6 separate regions of the Homo sapiens genome follow, and regions 2, 3, 4, 5 and 6 are each linked to region 1. Evidence: read pairs that join two places in POLR2A ChIA-PET (ENCODE). Cell type or tissue: CD4-positive, alpha-beta T cell. All regions are shown on one strand. Links, peaks and the distances in the headings refer to the core of each region. The heading gives the core; the rest is flanking DNA. Region 1 overlaps CNTRL (centriolin). Region 2 overlaps PHF19 (PHD finger protein 19). Region 3 has its middle 5.0 kb from the start of TRAF1. Region 4 overlaps CNTRL (centriolin). Region 5 has its middle 4.1 kb from the start of PSMD5. Region 6 has its middle 15 kb from the start of PHF19.

Region 1 (4,778 bases), core at 471-4,470:
AGATGGGGTTTCTCCATGTTGCTCAGGCTGGTCTCAAACTCCTGACCTCCTGATCTGCCTACCTTGGCCTCCCAAAGTGCTGGGATTACAGTCATGAGCCACCATGCCCAGCCCTTCATCTTTCTTAAGAGCAGAAAAAGCTGAAGGGGGTTGCGAGTCCTTTTTCTACCTCTTCTATTTAATCCTTTTTGCAAATTTTCCACTGAACGTATTTGTTTTTTCATACTGTTTTGTTTTGTCCTTAAAAAAGGAAACATTCTCTGGAATGTTTCTTCCTGAGATATGGCTAGATATGGTCAGGTGGCTGGATACAGCCAGGCTCTTGTCTCTGTCTCTACTCTAAGAAGTTGTACTAATTGCTTATATTTTAGCTAATATTCCTAAAATACAAGGAAAAATATCTTCTACATATTCTCCTGGTATACCTTGAATAATAGGGGTTTTTTTTTTAAAGAACTTTAAGATCTCTGGATTAATAGAAATCATAGAATTTAACATAGTAAGGATATTGTAATTGCTTTAAGTACTTGACAAGTTGTTTAACTGTTCCTTTAAGCATTTTAGTACATATCATATATATTTTTTTGTGGGCCAGCTAATTTCAATAAAGGATAACCTTATGACAGATATAAGGTCTTTTCTAACAAAAGCCTAAAAATTGAAACCAAGGTATTAATATTGAAACCAAAAGTAGTCTTGATTATTTTAAATAATTTTGAGGAAAAATGGGGTATTTTAAGTAATGTATAATGTGGTCAATAATATCTTACTTTATTGCATATGTTTGTTCAATCTCCCACCCATGTAAGGTCCCTGAAGACATGAACTCTATCCTACTGGTATCCGTATCCCCAGGGACCAACCAGCCCTATGTTTATGAATGCTTGCATTGTGGAAGGGAGGAAGGAAGCAGCTTATAGATCCTACCCAAAACTCCTTTGCTTCCCCTTCCAGTTCTGTGATCTATGAGTCTAATTAGTAGCTGGATTATGTGTTTGCTTTCAACAAATGACTGTTATATTTCTGGCGGACAGAGAGTTCAATTCCCACTGGATTTCTGTAGAGAATTATACATGGAAAGGAGGTAAATGAGACATGGGAATGGCATCCAAGTTTTGAAGTTAGCTAAAATCAACCTGTGCAGTGGGGATGAAACATACAAACCAGATTTGAATTTCCTTTTTAATTTTATTAAAATTACTAATAGTTCTTAAGTTTGCAGCCTTAGTCCTAGCATCAGAGGACATCTCTTTTAAGTTTATCCAGCGGGAACATCTTTTTCTGATTCACAAAGTTTCATATTGGCTAGTGTTTGGCATCCCATTTTAGGCTACAAAATGTGAGCCTTTAAGCAGAAGAGAAATAATCAAGAGTGAGATGCCTGCATATTTTTCTATAGATATAGGTAGACTTTTATTTAATTAATTTTTATGTAATCAGATGAAGTATCTTTCTGAATAGCCAATAGAATTTAAAAGTAAAAGCTTCACTTTGATGAGATATTATAGAAAGCAACATATTAAGTGCCCACAATGTGTCATACATTGTGCTGTATTTTCCATGTTCTGGTGAGGAACTTTTATTAACATCTATCCATTTTTCTTTCAATTTGCAGAGGATGAAAATGTGATATAGAAATATTAAGTGAATTGCCCCTAAGTTATTGTTTTAGAAAGAGGTGGAGCCCTTGCTTATGCTACCACAATGACCCTCTCTTCACAAAGCAATTAAAGGTCTAAAGAGATTATTTTAAAATTAGCTCAGAACTAAGCCTAGGCAGGTTTTCAGCAAATATAAGCATTTAACTAGGTTTCAAATTCACAGACTATTTTAGTTATAAAATTATTCATAGAAGCACAAATTATCACCGGAGCAAACATAATGAAGATTTGTATTGCTTTTCTCTATTGGGAAATGTCCTATTGGAAGCAAAAGGTAACTGTTCGCTAGAGGGAACGAGCTGTAGTGATCTGTTGCAAAGTTTGGGCGTGATTGGCCCCTGGGAGCTTCCTGTGTTATGATTTAACTCGCGGAGGGTGGGGCCTGCCCGCAGAGGCTGCTGGTGATTGGATGGGCGGGGCCGCCGCTCACTCTTGGCCAAGAATGTGGTTTGAGGCTCTGCGAAGTTACAGAGGCTCGGAGGCGCTTGCAAAAATGTGGCTGTCAGAGAGGGAAGTGCACATGAATTTGAAGACAGCATTAGAAAGCGTTCCGCCCACAGTTTCTCTGTTCTCAACGGCTCAGTTTTAACAGGATAAATTTTAAGTTAAGGTATGATATTTTTTCTCTCTCTGTACAAAGGACTTAAAAGGAGGAGGAGTCAGAGATGTAAGTTCCTGTTTTTACAATAACTCTTTTGTGAGCTCCACCGTGGTGTAAATCGCAGAATCTACTTTTGTTCCCATGTATTTAATGTACACCATTGGCATATTGAACCAGATTTTTATCCTGCGTATAAAGGTTTTGGTGGAATTTTTAATGGTGAATTTTAAAGATTTATTGATATGAGTGCAGTCTTTTAAGAAATTATTTCTTGAGCCATAAAAACCCGAAATTTACTTAGAATGTAAGCTGTTATATGTAGTTAACTTTTCAGAAAGATTTCAAATGGGTATTTTGGGAGTGTAGGGAAAAGAGTTTGCAAAATACCATAAAGCTTTACCAGTAGTAAATTAAAAACCTTCCAGTTAAGCTGCCACTCTTTTGTTCATCAGAAATGAAGAGACGTTTCTTTCTTGTATTTGGGGTAAGCAAATACATAAAATTGAGTAATATTCTTTTATAATCACATGGGTCTTAGACTTGAGATCATTGGTGTTCATTTTTCTGACTGATACAGTTCCCTCTTTCGATAACTTTCTCTTCATTTATTGTTGTATTCCTCTGATCCTGTGGGTACCAACTTAAGAGTCATGAAGGTGTGAGTGGGAGGGCAAAGGTTCTCTGGGGAATTATTTTGTCTCCATATGAACAGTTGCCTCAGGAGACATGCAAGTCATTTGATGGATCTGAAATTCAGTTTTCTCATGTTTAAAAGGAAGGGTTAGACTAGATCATTGGCTCTCGATTTGCTTTCCCTAGCACACCTGAGAAATACAATCCATTCTTTTCAGTTAACAGTAGTTCCCTGATGCCATGACTTCAGGGTGCGGGAGGGTGTGTGGGTGTGTGAAAGCTCTGTTTTCCACCATGGGTTAAGTGTAGTTGTAGAGGGGTATACCTCCTTAGGGCCCTCCATTTTGAGACTCACCGGGCTAAGTGGTCTTTGAGGTCCCTGTCAGCTCTCAGTTTATTGAAAAGCCAAATGTTTGTTTGTGTAAGAGATTGAAAGTGAATTTGAATTTCAAGTATTTTATCTATTTCATACCTCTATTTTCTTCTAAGAAACCTTTTTTAAAAAGTAGATTTAATTTTTTTATTAAAAAGGCATTACTTATCTACTATAAAAGTTTTTTAAATATAAAAATACTCATTACAAAAGGAAAAAATCCCCATGTAATCCTTCCACCCAGGTATAATTCTTGTTAGCATTTTGGGATATAGTTTTTAAGTCTTTTTCTATAGATATATGCCATAACCAACTAATTTTGGAAACCTTTTTTAAAAGACACATTTTAGGCTGGGCACGGTGGCTCATGCCTGTAATCCCAGCGATTTGGGAGGCCAAGGCCGGCAGATCACTTGAGGTCAGGAGTTCCAGATCAGCCTGGCCAACATGGTGAAACTCCCGTCTGTACTAAAAAAAACAACAAAAAGTAAAAACAAACAACAACCTGGGTGTGGTGGCCCGCACCTGTAGTCCCAGGTACTTGGGAGGCTGAGGCAGGAGAATTGCTTGAACCCAGGAGGCGGAGGTTGCAGTGAGCTGAGATCGTGCCTCTGCACTCTAGCCTGGGTGATGGAGTCAGACTCCATCTCAAAATAAATAAATAAATAAATAAAAAAGAGAGAGAGAGACAATTTAATGCAACGCAAATAACACTGACCTACCTAGCTGTGCCCTTGGAAAAACCACTTAACCTCTTTGATCCTCAGTTTTCTCACCTGTAAAGTGGAAATGATTTCCGTATCAAGTTATCCTGAAATTTAAATGAAAACTACCCATGTGAAAACAATATAGGGCCTGACACAAATAGATGCAAATTATTATATTTATTTTCTATTCTTCCTTTAAAAATGTTGTTAAGGGTTATTACTTTTAAAGGAGTTTAAGGAACTTGGAGTTTTGTTGATTTTTTTTTTTAATTCAGTCCCATATGAAGGCTCAAAAGAGCGGTAAAGAACAACAGCTTGACATTATGAACAAGCAGTACCAACAACTTGAAAGTCGTTTGGATGAGATACTTTCTAGAATTGCTAAGGAAACGGAAGAGATTAAGGACCTTGAAGAACAGCTTACTGAAGGTAAGACTTTCAGTATGATTTAAGGTAAATCAGTGTTATTGCTGGTAAAAGAAACATTATAAAGACAAGCATTAATCCAGATAGTAGCTAAATACAGTTCACCTATTAGTACTAGTATTTGATAGGGAAATATTTACAGGATACCCAAAAGTAGTTAATGCAATTTTAAGAGTTTTGTTTTTGTTTTGTTTTGTGGCATTGATGCCTAGTGAGTCAGGTCATTCCAGTCAGTAGGCCAGAAGTCAATACGTGATCATGATAAGCTCTGGCATGTGATTGTCTATGACATAAAATCCATTCAGGAGCAAAGCACCCATTGGCATCAGGGAATTCAGTGTCTGGTTATAAGAAGAAAGAGTTTTAGGATCTAGTTT
Region 2 (4,778 bases), core at 527-4,526, 250 kb before region 1:
AGGAGCAGCGGTGGTTGGACTAAGCCCCACCCTCTCACCATCGCAGGGGCAGCCTCTCGATGTACTCTGGGCCCTGGTTACACACGGAGCAGAAGAACAGGTAAAACCTGTGGGTGGGTAGAGACGGGGGCCTATGGTGGGAGGGGCTCTGACACCCCCACCCCAGTCCAGCCCCTTGATCTCCTCATTCCCCACCTACCTTCCCATAATCTTCTCACTCCTAGGACTGCTGGCCACTGGGGGTCAAGGACAGGGCAGGACAGGGACTAAGAGATACCCCATATTCCTTCTAACCCATGCCCTCAATCTCCTTCCCAAATCTTGCCCTGAAGCGTGGCTGAGTTCACAGAGAGTGAGCTGAGCTAGGCTGGGCTGCCATGGTCACCCTCTTCCCCTCTGAGACAGCCACACACGCAATCACAAATGACATGAGACACCAACCAAAAGATGCATAACATCAGGTTTGACATCCATAAGGACTCCATTAGCTTTGCTCCGTCGGTTAGAAGCCACATTAAGCCATCCATTTCCCCAGTGACTCCCACAGCAACCCTGGGCAGGGCTGGCGCAAGGACTGTGTCATCCCTTCTTCCCCAGACACTTAAGAGACTAGGGCATAGGGAAGGCAGGCATTTATCTAAGGTACTCCAGAAATCAATGGCAACTAGGGATGTGGCCCAGCATACTTCTTTATTGCCTCCTGGCCCTGCATAGCTAGGGGATCCCCTACCTTGAGCTGCCTCCAGTAAACAGGTAGGCATACATTGTCACAGACCTCCTCTTGTCTGGAGCCTGGCAGTCAACCTGCAGGAGTTGTTGCTGCCATCCCTGCCCTCTCCCCACCACGCCCAAGGCCCACTTGGACCAAATTAGCACCTACCGGTCTCCAAACATCATGGGCTCATTGAGGCACTGGGTGCAGGCCTCGTGGAACCACTGCCTGCACCGGTAACATTGCAGCATCCGCAGGTACCATCTGGAGAGACAGAGGAGCCAAGGTCAGCCAGGACCACACCCCCAGTCAGGTATGAGCTTCGGCAACCTTTCCCAAGTTAAATTTGCCCTCCACTGGCAGAAAGGGAAGAGAATTCAGTTACTGAGCACTTAGGCTGTGCCAAGGGAGGACCTGAGAGTTGGACATATACTCTCATTTCACCTCACCACCTGGTAAAAGATGGGACACTGTCCCCATATTACAGATAAGTCACAGGTGAAATGGCTTGCCCTAGCTCACAGGCAAGTGGAGGATGGTGATTCAAATTCTGGTTTCCCTAACTTCAGAGGCTGTGCTCTCCTTGCCATGCCACAATGAAGCCACCATTTCTGGACTTGCTGCTTCCCAAACACTGCTGACAGGGAAACGTTTGCCTTGGAGACTTCACGGGAGAATAATGGTTTCTGTAAGCTGCACGGGGGCAAGACTACATCTGGCTTTTCTCACCTGCAACTGTATCTGGCCTATCATGGTCATCCAACAACTATTCATGGAATATGAAGAGCAAAATGCTCAATGCTTCATTGACACCTTGTCAGGTGAGCTCCAGGTTAAAACGCAGATTCCTTGGTCCACTGCAGACCTATTCAATCTTTGGGGAAGCCTCTGGGATGCATTTTTAACAAGCATCCTGTGCAACTCTGCCCATAGGCGTTGAGAAACACTGCATTAATGCAGGAAAGGTTTCCATAAGCATTTCTCCATCTGACAATACTTGGGGAAGCTCATGGGCCTGAAGTTAAGGTTAAGCCCATTTGAGAGATGAAGTAGTTCAAGCTTTGCCCAAGTTACCCAGCTGGAGCTTGGGGCTGAGATTCAGGACTTCAGGGGGTCCTGACGGCTGAACTTCCTGAGGGCAGAGACCCTCCCTCTTACATCTGTGGTTCCTTCCACAATGCCACGTGCACTCAGCCCAAAGAAGCAAGCTCAACTGCCATGGCTACATAGAGGCCCAGGTCGGCAAGGAAGAATCAAAGACTCTTGCCGCAGAGCCAGGACAAGAATTCCCTCCACAGTGGCCCCGACATAGCATGCCCCGCCCCCCGGCCCCCTACCCCTGCCTGATTGCACATCTCCAGGGAAAAGAATCTTTTCTATTTTTGGAGACAGGGTCGTCCTGCTTTGTCGCCCAGGCTGGAGTACAGTGGCATGATCACAGCTCACTGCAGCCTCCATCTCCCAAGCTCAAGTGATCCTCCCACCTCAGCCTCCTACGAAGCTGGGACTACAGGCGTGTGCCACCGCGCCAGGCGGGAAAAGGATCTTCATATCTCACCAGCAGCCGGTTCCACTGACTCTGACTGTGAAAAGGTTATCTTGACTTTCATGCATTAGTACCACCACTACCACCAGTAACAGCTCACATTTTTTTTGTTTACCAAATGCCAGGCACTATGAGAACCTCTATGTGAATTACGTAATTCATGCTCTGCTCATAATCACCACATGATGGGGAAACTATTCAGAGAGCTGAGGCTAAGGGGTTGCACAGCTGGTAAGGAGCAGAGCTAGGACGTGGACGTCCTGGGAGGATTCGCACTGTGTCCGGCCCAGGCTCTTAACCACTCTTCAATACTTCCTCGTTTCCTACAAAGCTCCAAGGTAACACCTCTGCCCTCCAGCCCTGCTCCACAGTGCTAGATGCCACGCGGAGCCGGCCTTCTGTTCTCCCCTTGAGGTCCCGCCCCCTCGGGCCCCACCCCGAGCCCTTCCCTTCAGGGACCGCCCCTTGAGGCCTCGCCTCCTCAGGTCCTGTTCCCGAGGCCTTACTATTCCCTCCTCCCCACCCCGCCCCTCCACAGGGTGCTTCTCGACCTGCCTCACCTCCCTGGGGCCCTGCTTGGGCGGTCGCAACCCGCCAGGCCCGCCTCCCGAGGCCTCGCCCCAAGGTCTAACCTTCCGGGCCCGCCCCCCGAGGCCCCGCCCTCAGGTCCAATCTTCCGGGCCCACCCCTCGAGGCCCCACCTCCGCAGCGGCTGACCCCCCCCTCCCCGAGTCCCGCCCCCGAGGCCCCACCCCCGCGGCTGACACTCCAGGCCCGCCCCTCGAGGCCCCGCCCCCACAGCGCAACACACTGGGCCCGCCCTCAAGGTCCCCGCCTTGGCTGACACGCCAGGCTCGCTCCCTATGGGCGGTCCCTGCTGGCGATTCTTGGAGACCTGCCCTGCCGCCCGGGGGGCCCTGACCCCCTGCCTTACTCTCCGGGCCCGCCGCAGTAGCAGTAGCATTGCTGCTGGTTGGTGCGATGGGGCGAGTCCCACTCGAGCTCCTCGGGCTGGTAGGACAGCACCATCTTCACGGCCTGCAGCGTCCTGGCGATGGCGCCCTTCTTCAGCGCGCCGCCTTTCTGGGGGGAGACGAGGGCCCCAGTCAACCACCAGGTCCGGGTGGACCACGCGAGTCAGCACGCGGCTGTCTATTGAGGGAAGTGCTGCCAGGGCTTGGGGGACCCGCAGATATTCCAATATAGTCAGAAAAGCAAGGAGCTTTTTCTCATTAATTCCAAACCCATCCCCTCTATCCCAGAAGGAACTCCGTTGATAACAGAATTAAGAGTAATAAGCGCAATAAAGGCAACAATTACCAACATGTATTTACATGGATTTTCTTTTTTAATAGTAAAGCATCATTTATTGGTCCCGTTATTCCCGACACCAAACCCATCTCCACTTTACAGTTGAGGAAACTGAGGCTCAGGGAGTCTACAAATCCTGGCCAAGGACAGTGGCAGAGGCGCTATCTGTCTCCAAAGCCCAGGTGTGGCCCTTCTGCTTGGAGCTCAGACTCTGTGATGGGAGTCTCTGGTCTGCCCCACTGGAGGAGGCAGGAGAGGCAGGGACTGGGGAGGATGGAAGGCTCACCCGCACAGCCAGTGCGAAGATGCAGCGTCGGCAGAACCAAGGTGTGAGCAGGGGCTGGTCAGCACTGCCCGCTATGGGGATGTGGCACTGCTGGTGGTAACCTACGGCAGAGGAGGGGGCGGTGAGCGCCCACAAGGACATCGTGGCCCAAGGCCAGTTGGCCCAAAGGAGGCAGGGCTGGGAGGGCTGAGGGAAGTCCTAGGAGCTCTGCCTGCCAGCTGCCGGGAGCCTGGCTGCTGGTGCCCACCAAGATGGCCAAGTCAGTGTCCAGGCTGGGAACTAAATGACAGCATTGGCCAGTTGTGGGGTTGGGGGGGACACAGGAAGGTCTGACTTCAGTGCCTGAGCCCCATCTTTCCCACCCATCCTCTCCATCTAGCTGGGCCCCAAATTACATACACCATCATACCCTCCCAGCTTTCCCCAGGATCTCTTCCCAAGCCCTCACTTACAGCAACTGGCCCCCTTTCACCCTGCAGTGCCAAGAGAAACAGGAAGCCAGCTGAGGCCCCAACAGGCTGCAGCAGTACCCGTCAGGGGCCAGTGCGTGGGGACCTATAGGTCGGGGCCTTCTCAGGGCCCTGCTCGCTCCACTCACCCAGGCCACACTTCCCGCAGATGAGGATCTCATTCAGCGGCCCTGATGTCTTCCCTAGGCAGATGTTGCACTTGGGCTCCTCTCCTGGAACACCGGCTGAAAGAGAGGGCCTCGAGGGTCGGGTCCAGCTCACAGGAATGGAAGTTTTATACTCACATTCCAGATGCCCAGCCTCTAATGTCTGCTAGGCCTAGCGCTGGGCCCCACATGCCACCTCACTGAATCTCCCCAACCACTCTGAGATGCCTATCATCATTACCATTCGAAAGATGGGGAAATTGAGGCTCTGAAAGGTTAAGTCCCTTGCTTAGCTAGTAAGTAGGTG
Region 3 (4,778 bases), core at 16-4,015, 190 kb before region 1:
CACCTGCGCGTGTTTAGTGCTCAGTAAGATGCCCCCTGAAAAAACAAACACAAACCGGGAATTGGAGCCCCCACCCTGGTCCCCTGCCTGCCCAAAATCCGAGTAGTGAGAAGGTGAAGAGGAGTAAAACCGCAGTCTTACCTTTCTTGGATTTCTCCAGAAGATCCTAGCACAGTGCCAGGCTCGCCCAAGCTTATTGGGTTGGAGCAATCAAGTGATAGTACTTGATAGTACTTGATCAAAATGATAGTACTAAGTGGTTCAAGGCACTGTGCTTTTACAAACTGGATATTTTAAGGAACCGTTTCTGTTTTCGTCTAAACACACACACACACGGTCGCTAAATCCTTAAGAATATATTAATCAAAATAGTTATGGAACTTAGTGTTGGGGTAGAATTTTAGATTAAAAGCTACACCTTTATTTTTGCGAACTACCAATTTGACAAGGGCTCCTTCTCTGTCAGATGTCTTAACCTTGTAGGACTGATGGTGGAGGGAGGGATGAAGCTGCCCACCTTGTTGGTTTGGTTTTAACAGCTCAAAATCTCTTTATGTGTTAGGGTCTTTTTTTTTTTGAGATGGAGTTTGGCTCTTGTCACCCAGGCTGGAGTGCAATGGCCCAATCGCGGCTCACTGCAACCTCTGCCTCCCGGGTTCAAGTGATTCTCCTGTTTCAGCCTCCTGAGTAGCTGGGCCCACCACCACGCCCACGACCACGCCTGGCTAATTTTTGTATTTTTAGTAGAGACGGGGGTCTCACCACGTTGGCTAGGCTGATCTCGATCTCCTGACTTCAGGTGATCCTCCCACCTCGGCCTCCCAAAGTGCTGGGATTACAGGCATGAGCCACCGCGCCTGGCCTAGGGTCCCTTTTTATGTCCTGACTCTCAACTGGATTGTAAGAGCAGGGAACGATCTTTTACTTGTTTTTTAACCTGGCATGCCTGTAAGACTCTCACTTATTGGAGGCAGAGCTGCTGTCCTCCAACTTCCGCTAGACAGGCGGAAGCTGCGGAACACAGGGTACTCTAGTGAAAGGGGGACCTCAGAGGCCCACCTGGGAGGGAGATGCTGCTTGTGGACAAGCAGAAGATCTCAGGGGCCTCTAAGAGAGAATTTCTGCAATCTATGGGCAGGGGCCTCTAAGAGAGAATTTCTGCAATCTACGGGAGGTTGCCCAGATGTAGCCTCTGTGGGGCCATTCAATTCTACGGGAAAAGGATTCAAAGAGTTAAGTGTTTGAATTAAAAATTGATGGACTCGGCCGGGCGCGATGGCTCACGCCTGTAATCCCAGCACTTTGGGAGGCCGAGGCGGGCGGATCACAAGGTCAGAAAATCGAGACCATCCTGGCTAACACGGTGAAACCCCATCTCTACTAAAAATACAAAAAATTAGCCGGGCGTGGTGGCGGGCGCCTGTAGTCCCAGCTACTCGGGAGGCTGAGGCAGGAGAAGGGCGTGAACCCGGGAGGCGGAGCTTGCAGTGAGCTGAGATCGCTCCACTGCACTCCAGCCTGGGAGAGAGTGCGAGACTCCATCTAGAAAAATAATAATAATAATAAAATAATAAATAAATAAATAAAAATTGATGGACTCTGAGTCAATTAGTCTGATAGTTTTCCCATCATCAGAAAACATTTAATTATCTTTGACCTTGCCTTTTCCTGGGTGTTGTGAAGTTAGAAATAACATTCCAGCAAAAATTTGGGAAGAAATCTGGGGTTATTTGTTGAAGGGAGTTTCTAAGTCTAGTGATTTTCCCTAACTCAATAGATTTCCAGATTTTAAGAAAAGAAACAAAGCACCTCTGAAGTTATTTGAATTCTAGGCACCAAGCAATCCCTGGGGTTTTTCTAGTTGTTTATGGGACTGGCCACTTTGAAGGCGCAATGGGGATTTCAATTTCTGATGGAAGTGCCAGTGACACTCATGGTCAGGTGATGTGGTTCAGGGGAAGAGCTTGGCAGATGGATCAGGGACATGCTCTAAGATGCCAGTGATGAGGAAGACATTGATACTAGCCAGCTCACTGCCTCTCTTTGTCATCTGTAGCTACCCATGTGTCCTGTTCTAACAGACTGGTTTTTCTGTGTGGCAATTCTTCCTTTCATGGACTCTGGAAACAAAGACTCTTCCAAAGGTGGGCACACTGCACAAGGGCCTTTTGAAGAAAAGTTTCTCAAGGATTTGGGGCCTATAAAAGCCATTCTCTTCTGTCCCACCCACCCCTTCCTCTCTGCCCTAAGCCAGTGTAAGTGAAAAGAGCAGGCAGTCTGACCTCACTCTCTTCATGTGCCACATCCTGTTTTCAGATTAATGAGCTCATTTGCTGGAAATTTACCAAGGGAAATAGTTTAATTTTGGAAAGTACCAAAAACTTATCTGTAGTCATTCAGCTTCATTTGGGGGGCTCTTGAAATGGAGGGGCATCACCGGAGGACCTCTGAACGCCCAGGGAGCAGCAAGGCAACAGAAATTGAAAGCGAGCCCAGTGAGGCTGAACCTGACTCAGAAAGGAAACAAAATCTTTTGGAGGCCACTCATGTCTACCCAGTTGAATTTTTTTTTTTCTAAAAATAACTTTAAAAAGAGAAATAGTTTATCTGGCCAAAGCCTCATATCTGGTGGTCTGACCATGGAGCCATGACTGAGGAACAAGAAAATGAACACAGGGAAGCAGGCAGTGTTTGAGCCTCCACCCTCTACCTTCTTGTCCATGTATTAATATGTTTGGCTTGTTCTAAGAGGCACGGAAAGGCTTTCAGTCTCCAGTTTTGCCCCAATCCCTTAGCAATCCGACCCTTGACATTGAAGTTGTCTGCCTAACCTAGTAGCCTTTGTGGCTCCTGCAGCCAGGGGGATTCTAGATGATCACAGATTTGCAAGCCATTCTGCATTGGAGATGATGAGATGATGGAGCACAAGTGATGTGCACCCTAGACTTTGCCTCTAAGCATCCAACCACCTCCTGGCCTGCACTGTTTCCCAGAGTAGAGATTTATCATCCATTCTAAGCAGAATGAATGGAACACGTAAGTGAATCCAGCCGGCTAAAGGCAGCCATTTGGGCAGGCTCCTGTTTGTCAACAGCCCTTAAAATGTGGAGCCCAGAATGGTTCTCACTCCCTCAACCCCAGTCAGCCCTTTGGTGCCTTCTTCTTATTACCAGCAGCACGCCTTGTCTCTGTCATACGGCTTGTGTTCAGTAAAAACAATTAGTGAACAGCTTTTCTGTTAGCATCATTTTAATCTGCTCTGATAACTTCTGATTCTTGAACCAAGAAATTTAATTAAACAGATGATTACAAGCTGTCAGCAACCTATCAGATTAGAAGACCAAATGGTACTGGGTTCTTCAATCCAAATTCAGTATGTCCCTTTGGCACATTACACAGAACTGATATCAACAACAAAACAAAGAAATAAAACATGATCTTATAAAAATGACAGCATAACACGTGTACTTTTTGCTATGGTCTGATTATTAAAAATGTCCCAAATTTCCTTCTGTTAATCTCCATCTTGGTTCTTATTACACTTATAATAACTAGCATTTTTAAAAACGTGCCTGTTTACAGGTTTTTTTCTTTCTACCACAGAATTATGAATACACGAAATTGTAGGAATATATGAAAATGTGTATAGGAATATATGAAATTAGATGAATTAAAACCATGAAAGTAAAGCTGTATCTGATTTCATTGTTGTTTCCCCTGGCTTAGCATGATGCTAGTTACATAGGAGACATCACTAAATATTTATTCAATAAATGACTAATATGCAAGATGCTATTAATACAAATTTTACTTATGGTAACAATAGTTAATGATGATTTCCCCACCATCAGAAAACATTTATTAAGTATCTTCAACCTGGCCTTTTCCTGTGTGTTGTGAAGTTAGAAATAGCATTCTAGGAAAAATTTGGAAAGAAATCTGGGGTTGTTTGTTGAAGGGAGTTTCTATGTCCAGTGATTTTCTCTATCCCAAGAGATTTCCAGATTTTAAGAAAAGAAACAAAGAACCTCTGAAGTTATTTGAATTGTAGGCACCAAGCAGTCCCTGGGGTTTTACTAATTGGTTGTGCACTTTGAAGGCGCAATGGGGATTTCAGTTTCTGATGGAAGTGCCAATGACACTCGTGGTCAGGTAATGTGGTTCAGGGGAAGAGCTTAGCAGAGGGACCCTTTGATAGGGACATGCTCTAAGATGCCAATGATGAGGAAGACATTGATACTAGCCAGCCTACTGCCTTTCTTTGCCATCTCTGGCTACCTATGCGTCCTGTTCTAAGAGACTGGTTTTGCTGTGTGACAATTCCTTCTTTCATGGACTCTGGAAACAAAGACACTCCTAAAGGTGGACATGCTGCCCCAGGGCCTTTTTCCGGGCTACGGAATTATTGCTCTTTCTTCACACTCACCTTTGGGAGGCTTGGGTTCCCTGGCCACTGGCTAGTACAGCACAAGAATAACGCAGTGTTCGAACTCAACAGCTGTTAACATCTGGCTGAGGAAGGATACAGTATGAAGGTTCCCATCTCACTCTATCTTGAGGACTCAGCCTGAGAGAGAAAAATCAAGGAGTGGGGAAAGCTGTTACTCAGAAATCAGAAGATTTGCTTTGATGTTGGAGGACTGTGGCGGAAAGTTCCTCCCATCCTTGAACCTTATTTTTCTTACCTGCAAAGTGGGAGAATGACTTCAGGGGAATCCTTCAGCATGAACCATTTAATTCTTTAAACTTTAATCATTCAAGCCCTGGTCCTGGGGAAG
Region 4 (4,625 bases), core at 626-4,625, 55 kb after region 1:
TTAAGAGTATAGGTGGGAGGTTACATTTATGTGGGGGGAATGGCTATGTAGACAGCATGGGATGAGAGAGTGCAGTGCTATAGTATTGAGTGGAGCCCTGTGATGTCCAACAATAGTCTCCAGCCATGTGTGGTTATTTAAATTTTAATAAATTATAATTAAGTTAAAAATTCAGTTATTCATTTGCCACATTTCAAGTGCTTAATAGCCACATGTGTCTAGTGGCTTCTATATTTATAGCCAGAGGTAGAACATTCCCATCATTGCAGAAAGTTCTGTTGGACAGCGCTGCTATAGACTTTGAGAGAATAATTTGATTATAGCAGGGGCAAAAGCCAAAAAGTAGTATGAAGTTGAGGATTAAATACCTAATCATTTATAGACAAGAAACTAAGACTTAGGAAAAAATACATAATCAGGAGACACTCCAGTTGTCAAGTATAAACTGATCTTCTCAGTCATAACAGAAAAGGAAAAAAGAGATGAGGCAATAATTTAATGGAGAAGCAAGGGATACAGAAATCCTAAGCACTGCTAGCATGGAAAAACTGGGCCAAGTGAAAGACCCCGTTAATGACAACACAGAAAAGTAAAGGTTTATGCACACTAAGTATCCACCTGGCACCTCCTACAATTCTTTTTAAAGATGAGCATTTTTGACAGCCATTCCTACTGTTAGCCAGATTTGCCTATCAAATGTATGTGAGGAAGCTGAGCGGCAGTTCTGGTACATTTCTTCTGTGTAAAACCCTAAGTCTTATCACACTTTTCAGGCCCAACTCCGACACTGTATGTCCAAGCAAGCAGAAGTATTAATTAAAGGAAAGCGGCAGACAGAGGGCACTTTACACAGTTTGAGGAGACAAGTAGATGCTTTAGGGGAATTGGTCACCAGCACCTCTGCAGATTCAGCGTCATCACCCAGTCTGTCTCAGCTGGAGTCTTCCCTCACAGAGGACTCTCAACTTGGACAAAATCAGGTAAGCAGCAGCTCTTTTTAAAAACAAAACAATAGCCTGAGGTTGTTTTTTGTCTTTTTTGAGACAAGGTCTTGCCCTACCGCCCAGGCTGGAGTGCATTGGTACCATCACAGCTCACTGCAGCCTTGACCTCCCAGGCTCAAGTGATCCTCCCACCTCAGCCTCCCATGTAGCTGGGACTACAGGCACACACCACTTGGCTTGGCCACTTTTTAAAATTTTTTGTAGAGATGGAGGTCTTGCTGGGTTGCCAGGGCTGGTCTCAAACTCCTGGGCTCAAGCGATCCTCCTGCCTCGGCCTCCCAAAATGCTGGGATTACAGGCGTGAGCCACCACGCTGAGCCAAGAGGAAACTCGTAAGATAGGATTTAATATATTACATAGAAAGTACTTAAAAGCCGTGGGGTGTATAATCTAGAGGAGATTCAGAAAAATATAGATTATGCCGCCTTCAACTCTCTGAAAAACTTGTCTTAGCAAAGACTTGGTAGAGGTAGATAAGCTGATGGCTTAGGAAACAGACTACGACTGCAGATTGGATGACCTGGCAGGGATATAGTTAATTCTACTATTCATGTCCTCCACTTCTGGATTTATTTATTTCCTACTCTGTCAATATAAAGAGCTTAGACCTGTGAGGCCAATATGAGTCCTAGTTTAGTATGTCTCCCTGCATTTTGTAACTTACATTTACAGAGTTGGAATTCAGACCTCTTAACCTAAGGTCTATAAAAACCCTGAATTTCACAAAGGTTTTCTGTGTGAGCTTAGATAAGGTTAATAAGCATTTAAGAGGAACATGAAATATACTCATGGAACTGGTAAGTAGTAGCACACACAACTGTCAGAGATAGGTAACAGCTTCCATTTTCCAGTGCCTATTGTGTGCACATACAAAACTTTATATATATCATCTAATTTTTACATCCTTGGAGGTAGGACTTATCCTTTTATATAGATAAGGAATCTGTACAAAATGATAAATGATTTGGTCAAGGACATAGCAAAGGACAACAGCAGGACTTGCGGGCTAATCTATCTTTACCACAGAGCAGTATATTTTAATGGTGGAGCCACAAGGAGCTTTCAAGGACAGTTGCCTCTTTAATGTGCCCAAGGTGGGCAAGTGACTTACCTAGTTCACACAGCTAATTAGCAGCAGGGCCATTAGCAGCAGGGCCATCTGAATATGATTATCTTAACACCATCTGTGGTGGACCCAGTCAGGTAAAGGCCAAAATCATCATGGGCCTTAGGGCAGGGTTCGAGGAGGAGTGTGAGAGGCACTGGGCATTGAATAGGGAAGCTTTGGGGATGAGACAGCCCAGAGTAGTGAGAGAAGAGTAGAGTGCACAAGGGCTTAAAAGCCAGCTTCAATTACCAGCTCAAGGTGGCAGCCAGAGTTATTTAGTTGCTTTAAAGGCAACCAACGCACAGTGGGTAGGGGCGAGATTGGTAGAATTATTTAGAAGTCTGGGGTTGTAATCCAGGCCTATATGGGATAAAAGCCTGAACTAGTTAAAAGTTAGGGGGCTGGCTTCTGAGCGTAACATTTTATTTCCCTTTTTTTCTGGTAAGAACAGATACTACACTTGATCTTAGTCAAAAGGCTGAGAGCTCCTTCCAGCAAGTTCTGCAAGGTCCATCAGAACCACTAGACAGTTACTGACACTGATGCCATCCCTGCTCACAGGATAGATGTTACAGATTTTTTTTTAAACTAGAACTTTTAATTGGAGGATCTTGAATTTTAGCAGTTTTAAGAATAACCGTTTAATTTTTTCTCTCAGAATTTTGTACACTGGTTCATCTTAAAACATTTTTCCAAAGAGGTACTCAAATATGTCATTTACCTATAAGCCATCATGCCATCACTTAGTTAAGACTGTTTTTACTGTTTCAAGAATTTGATTTATCCTTCCTTTTGTCTTACTGTAGGAAAAGAATGCCTCAGCCAGATGAGGAATACTGTCTTGTGTAAATATATTCAAGGAAAACACCTCCACTACCTCACTGACTTCATAATTGGAATGTCACATGGTTTTTTTAATCAAGATGCAGTGAACTGAGATTCTGAAACTCCACTGTAGTTTACTTTGCCTGTACCATTAATGCCAATGTTTTTATAAATCACTTGTACATAGTACATATGGGAATAGTTGCATATGGGAATTTAAACCAACATGTGGCTGAGCCTTTTTTTTTTTAATCTTCGTAACATGTTTAAAAAAAAACAGTGATTTTAACTGCATATTTGAACCTACAAACTGGTAAATCTTATTAACAAAAAGAATGTACTTAAGGCCCTCTTTATTTATAGTGTCGAGTTATTTTTGAATTTTGCTTAAAATCTATTTTTCATATGAAAATAAAAGATAACAATCAACTTGGGTCTGTCCTCTGACTTTACACTTCACAGGTCATTCTATGGAAAAGCCGTCAAATTTTTACCTTATTCCAAGTAAGTAATCTTTCAGGTGGTTTTCTTTTACCTGGAGGCTGAAGTACATTATACTTATCAATGAAGATTTCATCATTTGGAAATACATCAATTATAAAACTATTATGCTTCAGATGCCTTTCCTTAGCCAACATATTCTTTGGTGGAAAATCAGGAAAACTTTGTACCTTGGAGAATGTGACCCAGTGATAAATTCAAATTGTGTTGCCTTTCAGATTTTGAACTACCATAATTAACAGCTCAACTCCATGATGTATACATTTCTTTAAAAACTAGAATAGCAACTGCTCTCACAGTCTGGCATAATTATTCCCAAGGGGGAAATATGTAATAAGAAGTTTTAAAATATTCTCGGGAACTCTTTTCTAGATCACTACTAGACAGCTTTTGAGTCACAACAGGTATGTTACCCTGTTACTAATAATACAGAGCAGCACAGTGCAGTCATCCCTCACCACCAAGGTTTTTATTCCAAAACAGTTATTTGGCTAGACGTGAACCGTTAAGATACGGGATCAATGGAGTTACAATAAAGACAATGAAAGTGACAATTTATTAATACACAGTAAGTTCTAGAAGGCATCTTTCAAAACAAAACTTGATTTCTTTTGTATTTACATTTTTTGTTTCAAGTCTTAGCAAAATGCTAAAAGGCCTGGCCTAGTCACAATTACTGACATCCTTCTGGGACACAATTTTCTGGGCCTGTGTTGAATGAGGATAAATTATCTTTTCTCTAAAATGCCACATGAACCCTCTCTATATTCCCACATGAAGAGGAATGGAAGGTAATTATTTGGTCTTTTCTTCTGTTTAGGGGAATGAACTGAACCACTCATTTTTTTAAAATCACACTTAAAAGACACATGGGCAAAAAAGTTCCCCAAAACTACTGTCTTACCGAATTTGAGAAGGGAGGTAATGTATGAAGCTTAACAGCTGGCTTCAAAAGACACCTTTCCAAAGAAATTGTACTACCTCTATTAACGTGTAAACCACCAACCAAAAAAAAATAATAAGTTACTCCATCAAACACGTTATTATCCATAAAAAAGACTTCAACATTGTACTGGAAGATCTATTTAAGCATAAATAGTACTAAGCACCAATTACTAATCTGAAGGCCTCCTCACAGGTCCAAGGGCAATGAGCAACCTCAAGAGGCAGGTGACTGCACAAGCAGT
Region 5 (4,778 bases), core at 560-4,559, 270 kb before region 1:
GGTCAGGGTATAACTGAAGCATTTGAACATAATCAAGCATATGTTTGACCACTTTGCTGACTGTATTGAAAAAACCCTCACCTTACTCTGAAAGAAGCATGGCAACAGTACAATATTGCCGATGCTTTGGTAGTGATAAAAGAGGTGATGGGTGATATAAAATCAGCCACTCTTAAGCTTGCTGGAAACTGTGGGAGGATGTGTGAATGATGCATATTTCCCTAGAGCTAATGAAGAAGTTAAAAAAAATCTTAGTGTCTGCAAAACAGGTGGGTTTAAGATTTATTGATATTAGGGAAAGTGAAATTAATGAGCTACTCAAGTTTCTGTCTTTGGTCATCACTGAGAGTCTATTTCCATAGGAAGAAGTCTTTGCAGAGGAAATTGAATGCTGTCTGATGCTACAATTCATATGGATCCTTTCCTGGATTGAAGCCTGACTTTTAAAAAAGGTTTCAATAAATTGCTTATACCTATGAAGAGATGCAAAAGAACCTTCAAAATAAAGCAAAGGACTTGAAGAAAGAGAAGGAAGACATGAAGAAGAGGATGTCATTTAGGTGAAGGTGATGGATACAGAATCTGAGTCTGAGGGGAGCCTGGTTGACAGAGAGACAAAAAAAGAAATTTTTTTTTTCTGACTAAAAAAAAAAAGGAAATTTTGTTAACAAAATCAAGAATTTAAAAAAAATGCTGTGAGAGCTGATCTATGCATCTGGTTTGTGAGCCAGTATTCTGTGATGGCTGCAGTTTTTAGAGATCCTAGTAGCTCTACACATCTGTCTTCTGCTTTCCTAGAACCTGGGCACCCCATGGATGACTCACTGCTGGTTTTGTGTGTGTGTGTGTGTGATTTAAAATTACATTCAGTCAACTCTATAGCCCTATGGGCTTTTTGAATAACCAAATGCTCAACAGTTCTGTAATCTTTCAGGTTGCTGTGATCAGTCCCCAAGGAGTCTACACTCTCAAAGAGACTGGGAAAGGCCTGTGAGACAATGGGATTCTTTTTTCTAGAGGTGTAACTCTGCCTGTGTTTGCATGCCACCTCCAGAACCACTAAAATATAATTTCTCAGTGGGTGACTGAGTAAGACTGGCAGCAATTGCAAAAGCAGATTCATGCCATGTGTCACTCTTCACAGTCAGGAACTTATTTACCTCTTGGAACTTTCCAAAGGAACGATGATGGTGGCGGTAATGTCACATTAGTATGGAGCCCTTAAATTCAGCAGTGTTCAACCTGAGGGAAGACAGAGTAGGTCAATTCTCTTGGCAGCAGCTGAGGGAAGGAGAGAGCAGGGAGCAGGGCTCAGATAAGGTTTGTTTGGCAGGGTCCAAGCACTTCATGGAATGGAGACCTTTGGCTGTCAGAGATCTGAGGAAGATTTGTCAGGGCCTGCTACACTCTGAGGGCTTGCAGTTTGGATGGTTGGGAACACTTCTTCCTTGCACTGATGGTGCTCCTATTTCTATGACACGTGTACTAGTTCAGACACAATTTATTGTGTTCACCAATTCTATGCACAGCAATCAGACTGAGATTGAAATCCAGTATAATATTAAAGGTGATCTGGGCCAGGCGCAGTGGCTCATACTTGTAATCCCAGCACTTTGGGACGCTGAGTTAGGGGGATCACTTGAGGCCAGGAGTTTGGGACCAGCCTGGGCCAGAAAATGAGACCCCATCTGTAAAAAAAAATTTTTTTTAGGTTAGCCAGGCATGGTGGTGCATGCTTGTAGTCCTAGCTACTTGGGACACTAAAGTGGGAGGATTGCATGAGCCCAGGAGTTCGAGGCTGTAGTGAGCTAAGATTGTGCCTCTGCACTCCAGCCTGGGTGACAGAGCAAGACTCTGTCTCTAAAACACACACACAAACAACATCTGACAAGGCATTTCAGCCTGGAGTCAGTCAAAAAATCTTAGAGGTCTGTAAAGGAGATGACTATGCTGTTAGGGCTGTGGTAGAAACCTTTAATAACAAGTGAAAAGAGCTTGTATTTGCCAAAATGAACACAGGATATGATTCTTTTTTTGCTTTTGCTTTGGAGTTGTATCAGCTCTGTGCGGTCACATGGGTATCTACAAATCAAAGCACCCATCAACCAGATGCATCTCTGAGAGTTAACAGCAGAAGGTGGCATAATAAAAGAAGTTCTCGGTAGTGAAAAAGGTTGGAAACCACCAGCTAAACCAATCCTCTTGTACCAATAGGAGATTCAAGTTGAGAGGTGGGAAAGGGCCTATCTCAGAGTAGGTGCTTGAATACTTCTTACTAGAATGAAAGAAGGAACTTAAGATCACACAGCCATGTTACTGCAGGACGGGGAATGGAACCTAGGTCTTCTTATTTTTGGTTCAGTGTTAACTCCCATTCTCTAAGCAGACTGGGCCTGTTATTCAAACTGCCTTCCCATAGGTGCTTCCCTGCTTCTCTCCTCACCCAGAGAAGGACTTACAAACAGCTTATCTTCAGAGGTTTTGTGCCTGATAGTTATGGAATGTGCTGGTTTGAGCAGGGAGGATGTAAGGGGAGGGAATGCTAAAAGCCTGTCTACTTAGAGTCAGGTTTCCTGGGTAAGTCCCTGGAACCCCATCCCCTTCCCCTTTCTTGAGACCCCAGGACTTGCTCCAGTAACTGCCACCCTGTGCCTTTGCTTCAGGGCCATGCTGGATAAGGAGCTGGCTGCCTCTGTGAACATCCTACTCAAGGCATCTTCACTGTGAGTTTTGCTGTTGCCATTGGAGGGGGAGTGGGGGGAGTGTGGGGAGTGCTAGGGTCAGGTCCTGGCTGGTGTAAAGAACACTGAATTAAAGGAATTGTCAGAATAACTCAAAGGCATTTAGATAATCAACAGTCCATTTCAGTGTTTTTATTCAGAGATCGATCGATCAGTGGGATGTTGTCCAACAAAAGCAAAAATAGACTGTATAGAGAAGGAAGGAAAAACTGCATAATTTAGGAACAGTATATCTTGTTTGCACATTCTTTGGTTAAATCAATTAGCCTGCTGTTAGGAAGGAAGTCTGGGCATTTTATCCTTGAGTAAACCAACTAGGGATATCAGAGAAAACAGTTTCCAATGCTTTTGGATTCTCCAGAAAACAGACAGTTTAGCATATATGACAGGCTGCTTCTGCGTATTGTCTACCTTTCATTTCATTAACAACTTCACTTTAGAAGCCTGGTCTGCACCATTTCCCTCATCACAATACTTTAGCATCCTGGCACTAGCTGTGCAGGATTTGTCGTACGTCTTCCTTTCCCTGATGATCATGTTTCTCATTTCCTTCCCTCTCTCCCTTACACCCTCAAAAGAGAGAGACATAATATACATTCTCAAGGTCATATAAGCTATATAATGAAAGCTACCTTTTTCTCCCCAGTGATGTTATTTCCTCAGTGGCTCACACCATCTGTAGTCATAGTTCCCAAATTTGGCCATGCGGTCTATCCCTGAACTCCAGCCTCAATCTATTCAATTAGTCGCCCTGAGGATGGGGCCCAGGTCTCTGAATTTTTAAAGACTTGTATAGATAAGTCACATTTAGCCAGTCTGGGAACCAGTGTTGGGAAATTGAATAGAATTTCATCCTACTATTTCCTTTATATGCCCATCCTTTCTCGTGATGTATTATTTTGCCACAGTCCTGTGACACAGGAAGGGCCAGTGGCCTTGGTCATCTTAGATTTGCCCTTGTTGATCTTCTCAGGGTAAATGTCTTTCCTTTCCCCTGATGGTGTTCTTATACTGTCTTCTGATCATCATTTCTGACTTTGTTTTCAGCATCTAAAAGTTTCCATAACTATAAGGCTTACTTCTTCCCTGCAGTCTTCCGTGTTTTTAGTTATTCATTTATGGGCACTCTCCTTGGAAAGTCAGTGATCAAAATAGCACTAGTGTGTAGGATGAGCACTGGAAGAGCTCAAGCAGAGAAGACATAGGAGTTTCTGCAGGGCTGTCCTGGGGTGGTTCTTGATGAGGCCAGTTGGGGAAAAAGCTAGGTGGCAGATGTTGGCACACTATAAGAAAAAGCATCTTGTGAAAACCTTTAAGTTAGATGGACTTCATCAAGAGATGATGAACCTCCCACCTCCAGGAATGTTCAGGCAAATGCCAGATGCATGCATTGGAATCGTTGGACCAGATGACATGTGAGGCCTTGGTCAACTCTAGACTTGTTTATATAGGCTTGGAAAGATTTTAAAGTTTTCTCCTCAGTAGGTCACTTAGGTGGGCCAGGTTTGACACTTCACTGAGCTCCTCTTAGGAGCATCATAATTTGGTTTTGTTCCCTTCTCCAGGTACTTTTGGGAGGGAAAAATAGAAGCCACTAACATCCTGTTAGTGAGGATGTGAGTGTAGGGAGTCTTTTTTTTTTTCTTTTTTTTTTGAGACGGAGTCTCACTCTGTTGTCCAGGCTGGAATGCAGCGGCATGATCTCAGCTCACTACAGCCTCTGTGTCCCGGGTTAAAGCGATTCTCCTGTTTCAGCCTCCCAAGTAGTTGGGATTACAGGTGCCCGCCACCATGCCCGGCTTATTATTTTTTTTGTCTTTATTTTTTGGTAGAGACAGAGTTTTGCTATGTTGGCCAGGCTGGTCTTCAACTCCTGGACTCAAGTGATCCACCTGCCTCGCCCTCCTACAGTGCTGGGATATAGGCATGAGCCACCACACCCAGCCTGTTGTTTGTTTTTTCTTTTCTTTTCTTTTTTTTTTTTTTAACCATTAGTGCAAATGTCAACATAGTAAAAGGATAAATAATAAAATAATA
Region 6 (4,778 bases), core at 574-4,573, 230 kb before region 1:
TCTCAGTGCCCAGTTCAAGACCTGGCACCCAGTAAATGTCCCATAAGTGTTTGCTGAGTGAATAGATAAACAAGTGATTATCATCATCCTTTTAACTTGATCTCAGCTTTGCAGAATAAAAACAGGCAGATGCTGTTGGACCCTGATTCAGGTTTTGTGAGCTGAGGCCTCACAAATGAGCCTGCTTTTTTTTTTTTTTTTTTTTTTCCTGTTAACGCTTTTGACGTTTTCATTTTAATATGTGAAACCTGGCTACTTGTCTCAGGGAGAGTTTATGGAAAAAAAGCTTCCAGCTGGCTTTGGGCAGCCCATAAAAATGTACTGAAATGTCTAACTTTGACCAGTTAGAAATTAGGAGCTGTTGGGGGATGCAGGCCGGTGACGCCACTCGCCCTGGTGAGGCCACTGAATTTCAGTAATTAGCTCTCTGGGCAGGAGGACTCGCTCCTAATTCCTTCCTGGTTCCGAGTCAAAGGATGAGGCCCTGAATCTGTTAAAGAGAAACCACAGCTTTCAGATAACAGACAAACATGTCTTTAACACACGCAATCTTTGATTCAAATGATTTCAAAGGGCATGGGGGAGGGAAGGGTTTTTGTGAGCTTTAACCGAAGCCGCTCATCAGAATGTCAGCTCTCCAAATCCTATCCTTCCCTCAGCTCAAGTCTGACCTCCTCCAGGAAGCCCTCCTTGGTAACCCCAGCCCATCACAGGTTTGTTCATCCACACGACTCCTTGCTTTAAAACTCTCCAGAGGGTCTGCCTAACTTCATGGTCAAGTTCAGTCTTCTTAGTTTGGCATACAAGGCCCTTTGTGATCTGACACCTTCTCACCTGTGTAGCCTCTTCTCCTACTCTCCACCCCCACCCTTTAACCCAGGTGCGACAAACAACCTTCACCCCTCTCCCCGGAATTTGGGCCTCAGAGCCTTGGACTGTGTTTTTGCCTTGATGGGGATTTTCCTTCCCCTTCGTCATGTGGCTGGATGGTCCTTATTCCCAAAACTCACCCCAAGCCTCTCCTGCAGGGGTGGGGAGAGATTGAGCCCCCAGGGCTGGGTTAGGTATCCCTGCTCATGCCCCAGAGCGCCTGGGTTTCTGCTCATCACAGTTAGTGTAAGGATCCATTTACTCATCTGCCTCTCCCGCCCTCTTCCCTTCTCTCCCCTCCTCTCCCCTCCTTTCCCCTTCTTCTCCTCTCCTTCCCTCCCCTCCCCTCTCTGAGGAACTTGGTCCAGCTACAGTCAATATCTAGAGAAGGTATTGGCCTAGAGAACCTTGCTCAATCTTAAGCCCGCACACCTGCCGTACTTTGGGATCACCCCGGGAACCTTAACATGCTGATGCCTGTGTTCTTATCTTCAGAGACTCTGGTTTGATTGGCCTGGATGTGGCCTAGGCATGGGGTGAAGAGTGTGGGTTGAAAAGCTCCCCGGGTGGTTCAAGGTGCAGCCCAGGTGGAGCGCCACCATAATTTACAGCACACGACTCAAGACCCACCCAGCCACTTAGAGGAGCTGCACTCCAGGCACCTCGGGGAGTATAACCTTGAACTCGGAACCCCACTATATTTGCCATATTTGTTGTGTTGAAAGAAAACTAGTCATCTGTTTATCTGAGTCAGTAGCATTGAGCAGCTGTATAGTCCCCCACAGGCCCCACCCAGTCTTCCGTGCTTGTTAGGAGAGACGGAAGCATCACAGTCACCTGGTAGAAGGATGCCTGTCTGAGCCCCACCCCAAATCCAAGGAGCCAGACCAGGGACCCTGTGCTATAAACAAGTCTCCTGGTGATCCTTCTGCACACAAATGTGCCAGGGCTCAAAACATCCTAAAACAGGCTGCAAACCCCTGACGCCTTGCAGAGCCAGGTAGGAAAGTTCAAAGCAAAGAAAGGCCTCCAGGGGACCATGCGGGGACTGGAAAACGACTGGCTCTAGCAAATTCTTGTCCTTTGGGAATGTGGGCCCCATGTTGTCAAGTCCCTCTTTTTTAAAAAGAGAATGCCAAAAATCTGAATTTTTAAAAAGGTGAAACTTGTTTAAAGCTGACAACTAATTCAAGCCATTTAAGTACACAGCTCAGACCAAACAAAACTTACCTGGGACCTGAATTTAGCATCTATTACCAATGTTTGCGGCAAACCCCACACGTGGATGAAGCTAGAGGGTGGTGTGCTTGCCTGGCCTTGTCTCGGCTCTCTCTTTTTTGAGCTGTTTTCCTGCTATGGGACTTGGGCCAGCACGGAGTAGGAGTGGGGAGGCGGTGGGGAGCGGGTACAGGAAACGGCCCCTGAGACTTGTGCCGTACGTGCAATTGGGAGGCTGTTTGGGGACATTGTTCCTCACGTTTAACAGTGTTCTCTTCATGCCAACTCTCTAAAAAAATACCTCTCAGGTCTCAGGGCCTAATAGAGTTTTGATTTGCCTCAGCAATGGTGTGCCAGTGTCTTATGGACACTGAATTGCGTGGGATCAAGTTTTAGCTGCTAGAAAGGTCAGAGGGCAATTTGTGGCCTGTCCCCATGGCATATAGGACCTCAAGGTCCACACTTGTATACCTGTCATTCCTGGGTGCTTCTGACCTTTCCAACTTCTGTTTTTCGTTTGATGCTTGTCACATGACCACTCCTGTAAAATTTTATGCTTGTATATCAAATAAAGAAGTTAAGTGCTTTCTGAAATAAGGCATGCTATAAATAAATAAGCCCATAAAAATAGTAAGTGCTGAAAAAAAGGGTTATTGAATACATGACTACTTGAATGATTCATTTTGTGGTTGCACACAGGGCCTTGCACAGAGCAGGTGTTCAGGAAATGAGGGCAGGATGGTAGAGTGGAAAGCAGCAGTTTAGAGATGGAAAGACAATAGCCCTGCCATTTCCTAGCGACTGGGACCTTAGCCAAGCTGACTAACCTCTCTTAGCCTCAGTTTCCTCGTCTGTACAATGGGGACAATCTCAGTGCCACCTTATCAGAGTTGCTGGGAGGATTGAGTAAGATGATGTAAAGTGCCTAGCATGTAACAGGCACTTAATAAGTGGCAGCTGTGATTATTTCAACACCAGAAATACCCTCATCTATGAATGTCATTGTTAAATGACTTAGTAAAGGCAGTAATGTGTGCAACATGAGTGAGGACGCTCTCCCTTTGCTCAAGCCAGCTAGAGTGTGACAGAGAAACCACATGGATTCACTGGGTCAATAAAATGGGGAGGCCTTCCAGAAGCTCTCGATTCCCTCAGCTCCTTGTCCCAGGTCTCTGCTCCCCTCCACACCAGGGCCCCTCTGATTATAGCAGTGATGGCAGGTGGCTCCCTGTCTGAGTGTGGCTGCCCCATCACTCCCCTCTCAGCATGCTTATGTGCTAAAGACCCTGTCCTGTCTGCCCCCGTCATCCAATCTCTAGCCCTAGCCCTGTACATTCCCTTTCTGGAAGCCTCTGGCAGTTTTCTGCAAGCTTCCCAGCCCTGACTGATCCCTCTCCTGGTCATCACTTAAGTGAGCAAATTCATCTTTGAACGGTTCCTTGACCTTTTGCTTGACAGATGCACGCATGCTTTAGAAAGCACACGTCATGCAGTGCACAGGAGGTGCACTCAGAGATGACTGAATGTAGTGTCTGGGGCTCACTCCCTCTGAGGGTTGGACACCAGGCAGACAGTCAGGAAAGCAACTCTCTAATACTGTTACGAGGGAGAAAATACATCATATAGATCCCTGCGATGGAAGGTGGTCTATGGTGAGTTGTAGGTTTCCCTAAGGGCCTAAAATTTATTCATAAGAGGCACTGTTGCATAGGGCAGTGGTTCTCAAAGTGTAGCTCCAGACCTGGAGCATCAGCCTAGACTGGGAGCTCTTATAAATGCAAAATCTCCAGCCTCACTCCAGAACTACTGACTCAAACCATGTGGGGCCCACCCAGCGCTCCCAGTTTTCACAAGCCCAGGGGTGATCCCATGTAGGGCCGGTTTTTGGACCACTGGAATGGTGGATTCATTTGGAACCTGTCACCTCATCTGTCAACAGGGACGACCCTAATCATGGCAGTGGCTTCTGGAAGGGCCACGAGATGAACGTGGGAAGCCTGCCTGGCACGTGGTTGGTGCTGAGCCACCGTCCCCTAAGACTGATCACCCACTACCTTTGGAGGGTCAGCTACCGCCTGGCGCTGTTCTCTGTCAGTCATGGAACCCAAGATAAGGGCTCCAGCAGAAAGGAGAAACAGGATGGAGGTCAGGGAAAGCTGATCTGAAACTTAGGCTAAGGCCCTGAATGCCAACCTTAGGACCTCTCTTTGCCTCTGTCTGCGGCGGAGACTCACATGTTTCCATTACTTTTCTGTAATACAACAAAGCAACGGAATCCTTGGGATTCTGGCCATCCCGGAGGTACCTCCCGGGTCCGTGGCGGGGCAAGCCCTTTTTCCACGACGCCTCCCACCCGCCTCGTCTGCTTTGGCCGCGCTCCCGCGAAGGCCGCGGCGGGAGGCCCCTGATAGGGCGCGCAGGCCCCGGCTGCCAAGAGAAGGCCGGGCGCGGGCCAGGAGCCGGCGCCTGCGAGCCAGGGCAGCCCCGCGCGTTTGGAATGCGAGCGCCGCTCAATGCGTTCCATATGGCGGCGGCGCGGGCCCACCCGGCCGCCCGCGGCTCCCCAGCCTCGCGCCCGCCCCGCGGGTTCTTGTCGATCTCCCGGACCCACCTGGGCGCTGGGATAGGGACCACGGATTACCAAGACCAGCATAGTGCAGGGCACGTAGGAGGCATCCGGAGGCTTTGAT

The links. Peaks named below come from ENCODE experiments on the same cell type or tissue, not always from the same donor. Only the 100,000 strongest peaks of a DNase experiment are listed, where the experiment ranks them.
Region 2: POLR2A ChIA-PET joins it to region 1 with 12 read pairs; 5 of 35 experiments call an interaction of 5 or more read pairs at or near these places.
Region 3: POLR2A ChIA-PET joins it to region 1 with 16 read pairs; 2 of 35 experiments call an interaction of 5 or more read pairs at or near these places.
Region 4: POLR2A ChIA-PET joins it to region 1 with 10 read pairs; 14 of 35 experiments call an interaction of 5 or more read pairs at or near these places.
Region 5: POLR2A ChIA-PET joins it to region 1 with 10 read pairs; 5 of 35 experiments call an interaction of 5 or more read pairs at or near these places.
Region 6: POLR2A ChIA-PET joins it to region 1 with 10 read pairs; 4 of 35 experiments call an interaction of 5 or more read pairs at or near these places.

The regions. Positions count from the first base shown.
Region 1 is chr9:121,119,681-121,124,458 of GRCh38, forward strand. CNTRL (centriolin) reads left to right here. Exons shown (of 44, transcript NM_007018.6): 13 at 4,251-4,404. Among named protein-coding and RNA genes, the nearest start is that of CNTRL, 47 kb to the left of the region's middle. RefSeq lists enhancers at 1,735-2,236, 2,111-2,160, 2,191-2,390. In CD4-positive, alpha-beta T cell, for the core only: no CTCF peak of the experiment used is centred there; a DNase peak (open chromatin) is centred at 2,081; H3K4me3 peaks cover 2,597 bases; H3K27ac peaks cover 3,051 bases.
Region 2 is chr9:120,865,990-120,870,767 of GRCh38, forward strand. PHF19 (PHD finger protein 19) reads right to left here. Exons shown (of 15, transcript NM_015651.3): 4 at 4,454-4,549; 5 at 3,856-3,956; 6 at 3,193-3,341; 7 at 881-976; 8 at 39-107. Among named protein-coding and RNA genes, the nearest start is that of PHF19, 8.8 kb to the right of the region's middle. RefSeq lists an enhancer at 2,475-2,544 and a silencer at 2,665-3,154. In CD4-positive, alpha-beta T cell, for the core only: CTCF peaks have their summits at 3,334 and 3,542; DNase peaks (open chromatin) are centred at 2,972, 3,905 and 4,393; H3K4me3 peaks cover 1,292 bases; H3K27ac peaks cover 1,832 bases.
Region 3 is chr9:120,929,388-120,934,165 of GRCh38, forward strand. No RefSeq gene overlaps it. Among named protein-coding and RNA genes, the nearest start is that of TRAF1, 5.0 kb to the left of the region's middle. RefSeq lists enhancers at 1,974-2,073, 2,174-2,683. In CD4-positive, alpha-beta T cell, for the core only: no CTCF peak of the experiment used is centred there; DNase peaks (open chromatin) are centred at 1,964 and 2,294; H3K4me3 peaks cover 1,384 bases; H3K27ac peaks cover 4,000 bases.
Region 4 is chr9:121,174,245-121,178,869 of GRCh38, forward strand. It overlaps CNTRL (centriolin), which reads left to right. Exons shown (of 44, transcript NM_007018.6): 43 at 774-980; 44 at 2,919-3,366. The coding sequence ends at 2,942. RAB14 (RAB14, member RAS oncogene family) reads right to left here. Exons shown (of 8, transcript NM_016322.4): 8 at 3,889-4,625. It also overlaps the pseudogene LOC124902357. Among named protein-coding and RNA genes, the nearest start is that of RAB14, 25 kb to the right of the region's middle. In CD4-positive, alpha-beta T cell, for the core only: no CTCF peak of the experiment used is centred there; no DNase peak of the experiment used is centred there.
Region 5 is chr9:120,844,631-120,849,408 of GRCh38, forward strand. It overlaps the pseudogene CUTALP. Among named protein-coding and RNA genes, the nearest start is that of PSMD5, 4.1 kb to the left of the region's middle. In CD4-positive, alpha-beta T cell, for the core only: no CTCF peak of the experiment used is centred there; a DNase peak (open chromatin) is centred at 2,101; H3K4me3 peaks cover 368 bases; H3K27ac peaks cover 2,315 bases.
Region 6 is chr9:120,890,089-120,894,866 of GRCh38, forward strand. It overlaps a transcript of PHF19 not described here. Among named protein-coding and RNA genes, the nearest start is that of PHF19, 15 kb to the left of the region's middle. RefSeq lists an enhancer at 2,533-2,752. In CD4-positive, alpha-beta T cell, for the core only: no CTCF peak of the experiment used is centred there; DNase peaks (open chromatin) are centred at 1,653, 2,193 and 2,823; H3K4me3 peaks cover 554 bases; H3K27ac peaks cover 3,786 bases.